Regions from separate parts of the Homo sapiens genome. Here region 1 is linked to region 2. The links are chromatin contacts, found by Hi-C or POLR2A ChIA-PET in ENCODE. All regions are on one chromosome and are shown on one strand. Each heading gives the region's core, a stretch centred on a gene start or an enhancer-like site at or near the end of the contact. The rest is flanking DNA. Distances are from core to core; before and after follow the strand shown.

Region 1 (5,505 bases), core at 2,496-4,995, 110 kb after region 2:
AGTAGCTGGGACTACAGGCACCCGCCACCACGCCCGGCTAATTTTTTGTATTTTTAGCAGAGACGGGGTTTCATCGTGTTAGCCAGGATGGTCTCGATCTCCTGACCTCATGATCCACCCACCTCGGCCTCCCAAAGCGCTGGGATTACAGGTGTGAGCCACCGTGCCCGGCCCAAAAACATTTAAATAAACACATCTCATTGTTCCAGGACCAAAGGGGAAAAAGATATATATTTGGCTTAAGAGTAATGTTCCATCTCTCCACTCACCTTTACATCCTTTCTTGGTTTTTGGTGCCTAAAATGGGAAAAACAAATCACATCAAGAAAACCAAACAGTGAACACAGGTGGAAATTGGCAATGCAGAATGAATTGCGTTGCCTTTTGCCAAGTAACCAGAGGCAAGAGCACCAATGGCATTTAGAGATGTAAGTCCTTTATGTGTTCCTATAGTTTCTGAGAACGGACTCATTCAGAGCGTGGAAACAGCCCTGCTAACCAGCGATGGGTGCCAATGGGCGGGCAGGTCACTCCTTTCCCAGACACGACATGCAAACCCTCCCAGCCGAGATGTCATGTGACCGGAAATGTCTTCTATTCCGTGCCCCTGACTCCTCAATACCAGTGACAGACACTTAAAAACGCTTCCAGCTGGACACTCAGAGTCTCAGAAGAAACCTTGGTCGTCGAAAGTTTGGTATCAATGCCACCTCCTGTCACTCTTCTCCAGGGTCTCCATCCTGGTCCTTGCCGCCCAGCCCCCAGAGTGTTGCATGCAGTCAAGATCTTTGGGGATGCAGGATGGGAGGCATGTTCGCTTTCCATGCATCTTACTCTGAACTCTGCCTACCATCTCACGGCTCTCGGGGGTGCTCTCAGCTCCTTCACAGCACTGGCCAGCTCATCTGGATTCTGCCCACATCAGGCTCATACTCCCTAATGAAGAAAATTAAAGTGGTTGCTTAAAAATGATGTAGCTTTGGCTGGGCGCCATGGCTCACGCCTGTTAATCCCAGCACTTTCAGAGGCCAAGGCGGGGGGATCACCTGAGGTCAGGAATTCAAGACCAGCCTGGCCAACATGGTGAAACCCTGTCTCTACTAAAAACAAAAATTAGCTGGGTGTGGTGGTGTACATCTGTAATCCCGCAGCAGGAGGCTGAGGCAAGAGACTCGTTTGAACCGGGGAGGTGGAAGCTGCAGTGAGCCAAGACCGCGCCACTGCACTCCAACCTAGGCAACAGAGTGAGACTCCATCTCAAAAAAAAAAAAAAAAAAAAAAGAGACCGGGCGCGATGGCTCATGCCTGTAATCCCAAAACTCTTTGGGAGGCCGAGGCAGGTGGACTACCTGAGGTCAGGGGTTCGTGACCAGCTTGGCCAACATGGTAAAACCCCACCTCTACTAAAAAATACAAAAAATTAGCTGGGTGTGGTGGCAGGCACCTGTAATCCCAGCTACTTGGCAGGCTGAGGCAGGAGAATCGCTTGAACCCGCTAGACGGAGGTTGCAGTGAGCTGAGATCATGCTATGCATTCTAGCCTGGGCAACAGAGCAAGACTCCATCTCAAAAAAAAAAAAAGATGTAGGTTTAACAGCATGAATCCAAGGGTTATCAAAGTTCTCTCACTTTGCCCATTCAAGAGGTAAAGCCCATTTCCATAAATTAAAAATTCCTTATAGGGGATGCACTTCAGAAGAGGAGCAAAGTACTCTCAGGCTGGGCGCGGTGGCTCACACCTGTTATCCCAGCACTTTGGGAGGCTGAGGTGGGCAGATCATTTGAGGTCAGGAGTTCAAGACCAGCCTGACCAACATGGTGAAACCCCATTTCTACTAAAAATACAAAAATTAGCTGGGCATGGTGGCATATGCCTGTAATCTCAGCTACTCAGGAGGCTGAGGCAGGAGACTAGGTTGAACCTAGGAGGAGAAGGTTGCAGTGAGCCGAGATCGCCCCACTGCACTCCAGCCTGGGCAACATGCGAGACTCTGTCTCCAAAAAAAAAAAAAAAAAAAAAACGTGCTCTGGATAACTTAATGGGCTTTCTGAGGCTTTGAGATTACTTGAAAAAAGGGCAGTGGCCATCATCCCTTACCCTGAAAGCCGATGCAGCAAGTGGCAAGTACTCATTTCAGAAAGGAGGTGGGTGCCTGGCACCAAGGCTGAAACCCTTTCCCAGGCAACACCCATGACTACTTTCTAGGCAGCATTTAGCACAAAAGCAGGTATGAACTCTGGTTACTCTTTGATATTCTTTTTCTTTTTAAAATTTTTTTTTTCGAGACGGGGTCTCACTGTGTTACTCAGGTTGGTATTGAACTCTGGGGCTCAAGCAATCCTCCTGCGTTGGTCTTCCAAAGTGCTGGGATTACAGGTGTGAGCCACCACGTCCAGCAACACGATTTTCACTGACAGTGGAAATATTTCCCTTTACATAGGCAGTAAATCTGACCCATTGAGAACATTTTCCTCGGAATTAGCTGTCTCCCTCCCCCTCCTCCACTTTACCAAAACCCACCTACAGGATGTCCTGGAAGAAAGGAGTCAGAGGGGTCCTCTTTATGTCCCAAGTATTGGCCTGTCCTGTTATTGGAATGCAAGGGTTATCTGGGCTTACCTACAGAGCCCACCCTGAATACATGTGTTTTCTTTTTTTTCTTTTTTTAGACGGAGTCTTGCTCTGTTGCCCAGGATGGAGTGCAGTGGTGCGATCTTGGCTCACCACAACCTCAGCCTCCCGGGTTCAAGCGAATCTCCTGCCTCAGCCTCCCGAGTAGCTGGGAATACAGGCACATGCCACCATGCCCGGTTAATTTTTGTATTTTTAGTAGAGACGGGGTTTCACTGTTGGCCAGGAGGTCTCGAACTCCTGACCTCGTGATCTGCCCGTCTCGGCCTCCCAAAGTGCTAGGATTACAGGTGTGAGCCACCACGCCTGGCCTTCTTTCTTTTTTTTTTTTCCAGACAGGGTCTCGCTCTGTTGCCCAGGCTGGAGTGCAGTGGCACGATCACAGCTCTCATAGCTTACTGCAGCCTCGACCTCCTTGGGCTCAGGCGATCCTCCAATGTCAGCCTCCCTAGCAGCTGGGACCACAGGCACACGCCACCATGTGCGGCAAATTTTAAAATTTTTTTTGTAGAGACGGGGGTCTCCCTATGTTGCCCAGGGTCGTCCCAGACGCCTGGCCTCAAGTGATCCTCCCGCCTTGGCCTCCCAAAGTGTCGGGATTACAGGCGTGAGCCACCGTGCCCGGCCTTGTTTCTTTTTCTCTGCAATGGCGACTTCACGACCTACAAGTCCAAATGTGTCCCATAACACATCAAGGAACTTCTGGCATCTCCTATCGATCCTGTACGGGCTTCTCAGACTATGGGGATTTTCTAGGCTTGGTTTGCCAAGGCCAAAGGGCTACAGAGTAACCCCGTCCCCACATGTATTCAGCCGACTCCATGCCAGGCGTTTTACAGATCCCGAGACCACCCCTAAGCAAGACCCCTAGCCGGAGTCGCCCCTCCGTCCCGAGACTCCGCGCCCCTCAATGCGTCACCCTTCTGAGCGCCCGGCCTATCTGGCCCCGGAGCGCAGCCTGTAACGCTCTCAGCCCCGGAAGCCTCCTGTTACGCGCCGTGCCCCCGGAGGTGCGGCCGCTGGGACCAGCGCCGGCCCTGGCTCCATTCGGGTCGCCCAGCCCGGCCAGGACTGGCCTCCCGCTTCCAGCCGCTGCCGGCACCCTCAGCCGTCTGGCCTCCCGCGGAAAGGCGGGCGCGAGGCATCCTGGGAGTCGCAGTCGGCGGTCGACTCACCCGCCCTCACAGAGGAGGTGGGGACGCCATGAAGAACTACAGCTCCCAGGGAGCCGCGCGCGGCAGTTGGCGGGGCCGGGCTTCTGCCGGCGGCGGGCACGTTGCTAGGAGCTGCCCCAACGCCTCTCCGGGAAGAGGGCGCCAGGCTCAAAGGCCCTCTTGGGAACTGCCGGGAAGCTTAAAAGTTCCTCCTGCCCACTTCTGAGGGCTGACACGTGGCCGACGCGGAGGCGTGAGAAATGTGTTGATATTGGGAGGTTGACGGGTGAATCCACAAATTCACCGGTGTTTATTCCACACCCCAAAGCTTGAGGGAAGTGACTGACCTGTTTAATGATCCAATCAAAGCTGTATAGCCAGAATGAAACCCAATACTGTCGCCCCACAAAAAGATTAAGTCACATTTTTTCTAGTATGTGCTAATTATGAATTTTATTAAGGTTTATTCAATGTCACAGAGGAAAGAACGGTTTGTAGTTTTGCTTACCCGCAGTGCTGGCAGGTCACAGCTGTCCAACCATGATCCATTCACATGCTCTGGCCCCGTGCCCCTCGTCCTCCCACCCCTACCCCACAGGACACCATTAAGCCAGGGCTGGGTAACAACATATGCTCAATGCATCTTCTCAGGTGAGAACCAAACTCGAGCCACAACAGCAAAGGGGGAAAAAGGTAGCAAAGTAATTATGTGCTCCCAAGGCAGTCATTTAGTTGAATCCATAACTGGAAATAAAAAGGCATTTATGAAGTGTAGTCCGCAGTCTGAATGTGGAAGGTGGAAGATCACACATTTACTAAGAAACACTCAAAACATATTTTGGTTCAGAATTCTAAAAAATCCCGAATTTTCCATGATCTTCCCAAGACAACCAATGACCCACTTAAATTTAAGGCAAAAACACCCTTGAATCTAGGAATGTGCACATATGCAACAGCTAACATCTGGTAACTCTAATAATGTTCCTTATATGTTTCTGTGTTTACTATCATGAACCATAGGAAGAAGTACTGGAAAATTTAGTAAGTGTGGACAGTTAAAAACACTGGCCCGGCACGGTGGCTCACGCCTGTAATCCCAGCACTTTGGGAGGCCGAGGTGGGTGGATCACGAGGTCAGGAGTTCAAGACCAGCCTGGCCAACTTGGTGAAACCCCTGTCTCTACTAAAAATACAAAAAAACTAGACAGGCATGGTGGCAGGCGCTGTAATCCCAGCTTCTCAGGAGGCTGAGGCAGAGAATTGCTTGAACCCGGGAGGCAGAGGTTGCAGTGAGCCAAGATTTCGCCACTGCACTCTACCCTGGGTGAAAGAGCAAGACAACGTCTCAAAAAAAAAAAAAAAAAAAAAAGCAAAACCCCACCATCAATATTTTAAAATAAAAAGTCGTTTTAGTCAATTACAGTGTGACTTGTTCTAATCCTCCAAGAATGGAGTAGTAAAGAAACAGCAGAAATGACTTCCCTGCATTATTTCATGAAAATGATCAAAACCTTTATCTAAGTCAGAACATCAACAAGACTCTTGGTCTCAGGTCATCAGTTTCCTGGCACTCCTCCTCTCTCTAGCTGTAGTAGCAGCTACTGCTTGAAGACAACCTATATATCCCAGGCATACCCTCTACACGTATAAAAAGATGTGCAGGTGTTACAGACCACCTACACCTAATTCACTTCCTTTCTAATAAGATGGATGGAATAA
Region 2 (5,478 bases), core at 2,979-5,478:
GAACAAGTGGACAAGGTCAGCCCAGGTCGGGGAGCACTGGGTGGGATGCACGGTGGCCTCAGCCAGCTCTTGGACTCTGACCTGGTCCAGGCTGCTCCAGGGATGGCCACCCTCCTGAGAGCCTCTGCCCAGCACTGGGCCAGCACTCAAAAGGCCGGCCTGCTGGGAATGGGTGAGGAGAGTGCACTGGGGAAGGTGAAAAGGCTGGGGGTGAGGGGTGTCGGTGCCACCCCCAGCACCCCTGAGGGCGGCCCTGACCAAGCTTCTCACAAATGCCTGGGCCCCAAATGCGTCCTCCTGTACACCCTCCATGGAGCAGCGGGCCTTCCAGTGAGGCCCAGGACCCCAGGGCTACCCCTGCCTTCCCAGGTCTCCTGCTGGGTCCCCGGGGCCAACGTGGCATGGTGGGAAGAGCTGTCTTTCCTCTGTTCTCGGGCAGCCAAGCCCCCGGGTGTGGCCCTGGGCATGTCCCAGCCCTTTCTGGGCCTCATTTTCCCCATCTGGGGATTACAAGGTCAAATGAGACTGGGCGAAGCCTCTCTGAGGGGTGGGTCTTGTGGCAGCCTGGCCATGCCCCATGCAGAGGTGGACTCAGCCTGCTCTCTCACCTGCCAACAGGGGTCTGGGAGCACACTGTTGAGCTCGGTACCTCAGTTTTCCCATCCCAAGGGGCTGCAGTGAGGATCAAGGGAACTCCTCGCTCAACTTGGGGCCAGACCCATGGATGGTGACCACGATGCCCCTTTCCCTGCAGGCCGTGTTCCACATGCAGTCGGTGAAATGCCTTAAGTGTCAGGAACAGAAGCGGGCAGTGCTGCCGTGCCAACACGCTGCGCTGTGTGAGCTCTGCGCTGAGGGCAGCGAGTGCCCCATCTGCCAGCCTGGCCGGGCCCACACCCTCCAGTCGTGACCCTGCAGGCCTGGCCCAGCCTGGCCCAGATCTTCTCACCTAGGACTTTTTAAAGTATATATATATATATGAATATATATATATATGTGTATGTATGTATGTATATGTATATGATTATGTATATGTATACATTTCCGTATGTATGTATATGTATACATTTCCGTATGTGTGCAGGTATGCGTGGTGGTGTGGACAGTGTCTGTGTGTATATCTGTACATAGATATAGACACACACTTTAAAAGACTTACCAAGCACTTTTTAAAAGAAGAAACTATTTTGCAGTCCTCCCCTACCCACTCCCTGCCCTTCCCACTGCAGAGATGACATCCCCTCTTCTCCCACTGGCCTTTTGGCAGAGAATCTGGTTCTGTCTCTTTTTTAATGTAGGAACTAACTATTTTTAACTTCTTCCTGGGGCCTGAGCAGGGAAGGGTGGGACTGGAAGGCACTAAGGGGAAGGGAGAAGCCCTCAGGGCAGGCCCTGCTCCCCCTACCTCCTTGCCAGGGCAAGGGTGGAGTGTGGAAGACGTGGGTCCCCCAGAGCAGGCCTGGCCCCCAGCTGTGAGGGCCTCAGGGAGGCCCGAGGGGGAGTGCTGGGGGTCTCAGCTGGCTTAGCTCCTAAGTTTACCAAATGTTAATTTAGTCTTGGGGAGAACAGCAAGGGCTGGAGGCCAGTGCTGCAGGGCCAGCCCCACTCCTGACACCTGGGCCCTTGAAGCTCCTTGAGGGGCAAGGCCCAGGAGTTCCAGCCCTCAGGTTCCTGAGGGTCCACCCTCAGTCCTTCCCCCCGCCGCCCCTCCCCGGACTCCCCACAAGAGCCTCCCTGGCCCCAGGGCCGCCTACCAGGCTGGTACTCATTCTATGACCACCGCCCCCAACCAGCTGCCCCCAGCTCTCCCTGCCCCCTCCCCTCTCTGGCAGCTAGCAGGGCAATTGGCGGGGAGGAGTGCGGACTGAGGACTGAGGACCAAGGGGGCCCAGGCCCTGCCCTCCTACCCGGAGGGGCTCCGTTTGCATTCCTTGGTGCTCTCTGAGTGCAGCTGGTGTCCCGCCCTGTTCTGGGCGGACGCCTGTGTGCGTGTGTGTGTGCCTGTCCAGTGTATATTGTGTCTTAGCTTCCATTTTAAAAATTGTTCTGTACAGAGAGAGATGCAGCAGGGGCGGGAGGGCAGAGTGGGCGGAGGGGAGCAGCCGCACCCCCAGCACCGGGTGTCTGCGGTAGGAACAAGAGGGCTGAGAGGGTCTGGTCCTGGCCCAGGCTCCCCCTTGGGCTCAGCACGAAAGGGCTTTCAATGAATTAAGTGAAAACTTTTTCCTTTTTTACAAAAATGCAAAAATCAACAAAGCTCCAAACCTATTGGAAATAAAATATGAACTTGCAGTGGTAGCTTGTTTACATGGGGGTGAGGGGGAGTGGGTCCCAAAAGAGGGCCTCTGAACTATGAGGTGGGCCAGGAGCCTTGCCTCAGCCATGGAAACGGCTGCTGCCCACACCCCTGAGCTGTGGTAAGGCAGCTGGAGAGGGCTGGAAACTTCCTGGGCCCATCAGGCCCCAAGACAGTTCAAGTGCTCTCCGACCTAGGCCTAGCGGTTGATGACACAGGGACCCTTAGCCTTGGACACAGAGGCCCCCCAGGCCCTAGGACTCTTTAGGGCTGTGTGGTCAGCGGTGACTGGCAATAGGGCCCGTAACTGTTTCTCAGAGGAACAGTGTCTTCCCAACTGGGCATGGTGGCGCATGCCTGTGGTCCCAGCTACTAGGGAGGCTGAGGTGGGAGGATCACTTGAGCCCAGGAGGTCGAGGCGGCAGTGAGCCATGATTGCACAGCTGCCTCCAGCTTGGGTGACAGAGTGAGATCCCATCTCAAAAACAAAAACAGGCCGAGGCGGGCAGATCACTTGAGGTCAGGAGTTCGAGACCAGCCTGGCCAAAATGGTGAAACCCCGTCTCTACTAAAAAAAAAAAAAATACAAAAATTAGCCAGGTGTGGTGGCACATGCCTGTAGTTCCAGCTACTCAGGAGGCTGAGGCAGGAGGATCCTTTGAACCCGGGACGCAGAGGTTGCAGTGAGCTGAGATTGCCCCATTGCACTCCAGCTGGGCGACAGAGTGAGACTCCATCACAAAAACAAAAAACCCAGTGCCTTCCCATTGGGATGATTTGCTGGTAGGACCCAGAGGAAGTCCTGCCTTCTGCCTTCTTCACCCTACCCTGCCCCTGAGGGATGAGGGGCTGAGGCCTAAGAGGTACGTCCTCCCTCCCACCTCCTCAACTAGGCTGTGCGGTGGGGGGTGAGAAAACACCCTGGTGGGATCCTCTTTGCATGGTCTCGGGCCTTGGATGTCATCTCAGCTAACCTCGACTCCTGTCCTCATTTTGTGCAGACTCAGAGGTTCCGACATGGAACCAGGGTCACACAGCTAGGATGACGTGATGACCAGGCCTCAGGTTCTGACACCCCCCAGGCAGGGGAGGGACCCAGCTCCTCTACGCCCTACTGTCTCAAGAGCAGCCCCTCAGCCTCAACCTGCACCCCTGGGAGGCCCCTGCTCACTGTGCTCCCCCGAGGAACGGGTCCCTGTCCTGGGTGTCACCACAGGAACTGGTATGCCTGGTAAAGCAATTTATTCAAAGCCCACGGCCAAAAATCACCCTAGCCCTGCCTCTGCCTCAGTTATTTCCACACCTACCCCCCTGCTTTGTAGCTACCCCAAGGTGGCGGTAGCTCAAAGTCCCCTGAGGGCTGGGGAGGAAGCTACCCGGCCTGGCTCGCATTCCAGGCCCCACTGTAGGCCAAAGGCATATTTTAAGAGGACAATGGATTTGTTTTTATTAATTTTTTTGCTAAGAAAGTTTCTAGGTGGCAGGTGCTGTCCGGGGAGGGGGCGTGCGCAGCAGACACAGCAGCCAAACTGTCCTTTCTGCTTCCGTCTGTCTGTGCCAGCCCTGCCGCCTGCCAGCTCTTGCTCCCTCAGAGCCAGAAGGTTCTTGGCTCCAGGCTTCCTGGCCTGGATGCTGGCAGCCCCTGGGGAGAGGACCCAGGCCCCCTCTAGTAATGGCCACCACCCTCCCCCCAGGGCAGCTGGAGCCTCATCTTTGGCAGGGTCCCCTCTCCCTTTTCCAGGAGACTCTGTGCCTGTAGCCCTGGTCCCAGTGAACCTGGCCCCCACCCCAGTGGCTGGAACAGGAAGGCCAGGAGGCAGATGGGCCAGGGCCAGGAGACAGATGGCCCAATCCCCTGCCCACCACAGCAGCTTTTCTGAGAGGCGGGCAGGGGCAGGGTTTGCTCCCCCTGGTGCTGGGATGTGGTAGAGACATTGCAGCCAGGGCTGGAGGCAGGGAGGCGGGAGTAGAGATGTCGCTGCTGAGCCCCCATCACCATGGGAGGCAGGGGAGGTCTGCACTCTGGGCACTCCGCATGCTGGGGCTCCCCAAGTGTTAGGCCAGGCTGGAGGGCCGCGATGTGGCGGGGAAGCCCCAGACCCTACAGGAAAGCCCTTGCAAGTCCCCACCGGGGACCCAGCCCCACCGCAAACCTCTACGGCTACGGTGCCGGCCGCAAGGCATGCTGGGAGGCCTGCTTGGCCCGGTGCCGCCGCAGCCTCACAAAGACCTGGGCTTCTCGGTCACCCTTCCGGCCCTCCAGCAGCTGCAGGATTGGGTCCCCTGCGGAGAGAGGGGTTTGGGGGTCAGATGCCAGGGGAGAGGGCAGTGCCTGGTGGTGGCAGAGAAGAGTGTGTGGGGGGGTACACAACACTGCTCCATCTCCCCAACAACCTGGAAGGAAACAAGTGACAGACCCGCGCCAGCCCAGCCCAGGAGGTGGTCTGACAGACGCATCCGGTCGGGTCGCGTAACAGACAGAGTGCTGCTGGGACACTGTCCTGACTGCAGCGAGGGGCTGAGATGTGCCTGAGGTTTGACTATTACCTTTTTATACGAGAACCTAAAGCTAGCAAGTTAACCTTTTCATGCCTCGGTTTACTCATCTGTAAAAGAGTGCTAATATCTGCTTCGTTGGCTGGAATGCATAAAGTGCTTAGCACTTGCTCATAATAAGTGCACAAGCATCAGACCGTTGCTGGTATCAAAAATGCTCTGCAGGGAAGCGGCCCCGCCGAGTGAGATCCAGGCCCTTCTCCCCAGTTAAACTTCTTGGTGACTTCCCCATGCAAGGAGAGTCACGTTACACTTAGCTTAAAGTTCACTGGTCTCTTGATTAGACCGAGAGATGGGCCGTGGCTGTCCCACTGGCTCCCGTCTCCAGGGAAGCTGTTCTCCGACCCTGGCATCACCTCTCTGGGGCCCCTGCCTGAGCTTTACAGGCTCCCGTCCCCGCACCACCCTGCCCTGGGCTCAGGCCTACCGTTGGGTGCGGGGTACGTGAGGGGCAGGCGGGTCTGAGGCACCTCACCAGGCTCCTCAGAGCCACTCAGCCCGGGCACCTCACGCAGCGGCAGGAAGGCCTCGCCTTCCAGGTCGTCGGCCCCCAGCGTGTCGTAGTCCAGCACGGTGAGCAGGAGGCATGCCCCAGCCTTGCGGCACGGCTCAGCAGGCACCAGGCT

What was found. A loop is a pair of places that touch in the nucleus more often than their neighbours do. ChIA-PET counts read pairs that join two places held with the same protein, here RNA polymerase II (POLR2A). Pooled maps may share reads with other maps.
Region 1: a pooled map shows a loop between it and region 2 (2.0-fold over the local background). The contact joins the promoter of FBF1 here to the enhancer-like site in region 2. A Hi-C loop is called at or near these places in 1 of 50 pooled maps. POLR2A ChIA-PET finds 5 or more read pairs at or near these places in 3 of 52 experiments (B cell, H1 and activated CD4-positive, alpha-beta T cell).

What each region holds. Positions count from the first base shown.
Region 1 is chr17:75,937,297-75,942,801 of GRCh38, forward strand. FBF1 (Fas binding factor 1) reads right to left here and starts at 3,746. Exons shown (of 30, transcript NM_001319193.2): 1 at 3,552-3,746; 2 at 851-936; 3 at 270-297. The coding sequence starts at 853. It overlaps ACOX1 (acyl-CoA oxidase 1), which reads right to left. Exons shown (of 14, transcript NM_004035.7): 14 at 4,211-5,505. RefSeq lists a silencer at 3,515-3,784 and an enhancer at 3,895-3,964.
Region 2 is chr17:75,823,508-75,828,985 of GRCh38, forward strand. UNC13D (unc-13 homolog D) reads right to left here. Exons shown (of 32, transcript NM_199242.3): 31 at 5,280-5,476; 32 at 3,718-4,579. The coding sequence ends at 4,458. UNK (unk zinc finger) reads left to right here. Exons shown (of 16, transcript NM_001080419.3): 15 at 1-15; 16 at 755-2,292. The coding sequence ends at 910. Among named protein-coding and RNA genes, the nearest start is that of UNC13D, 18 kb to the right of the region's middle. Within about 2 kb of position 4,229, at least 31 of the 41 ENCODE cell types and tissues checked have a DNase peak (open chromatin) inside an H3K27ac peak, as active enhancers do; they include B cell, where a contact is called at or near this core.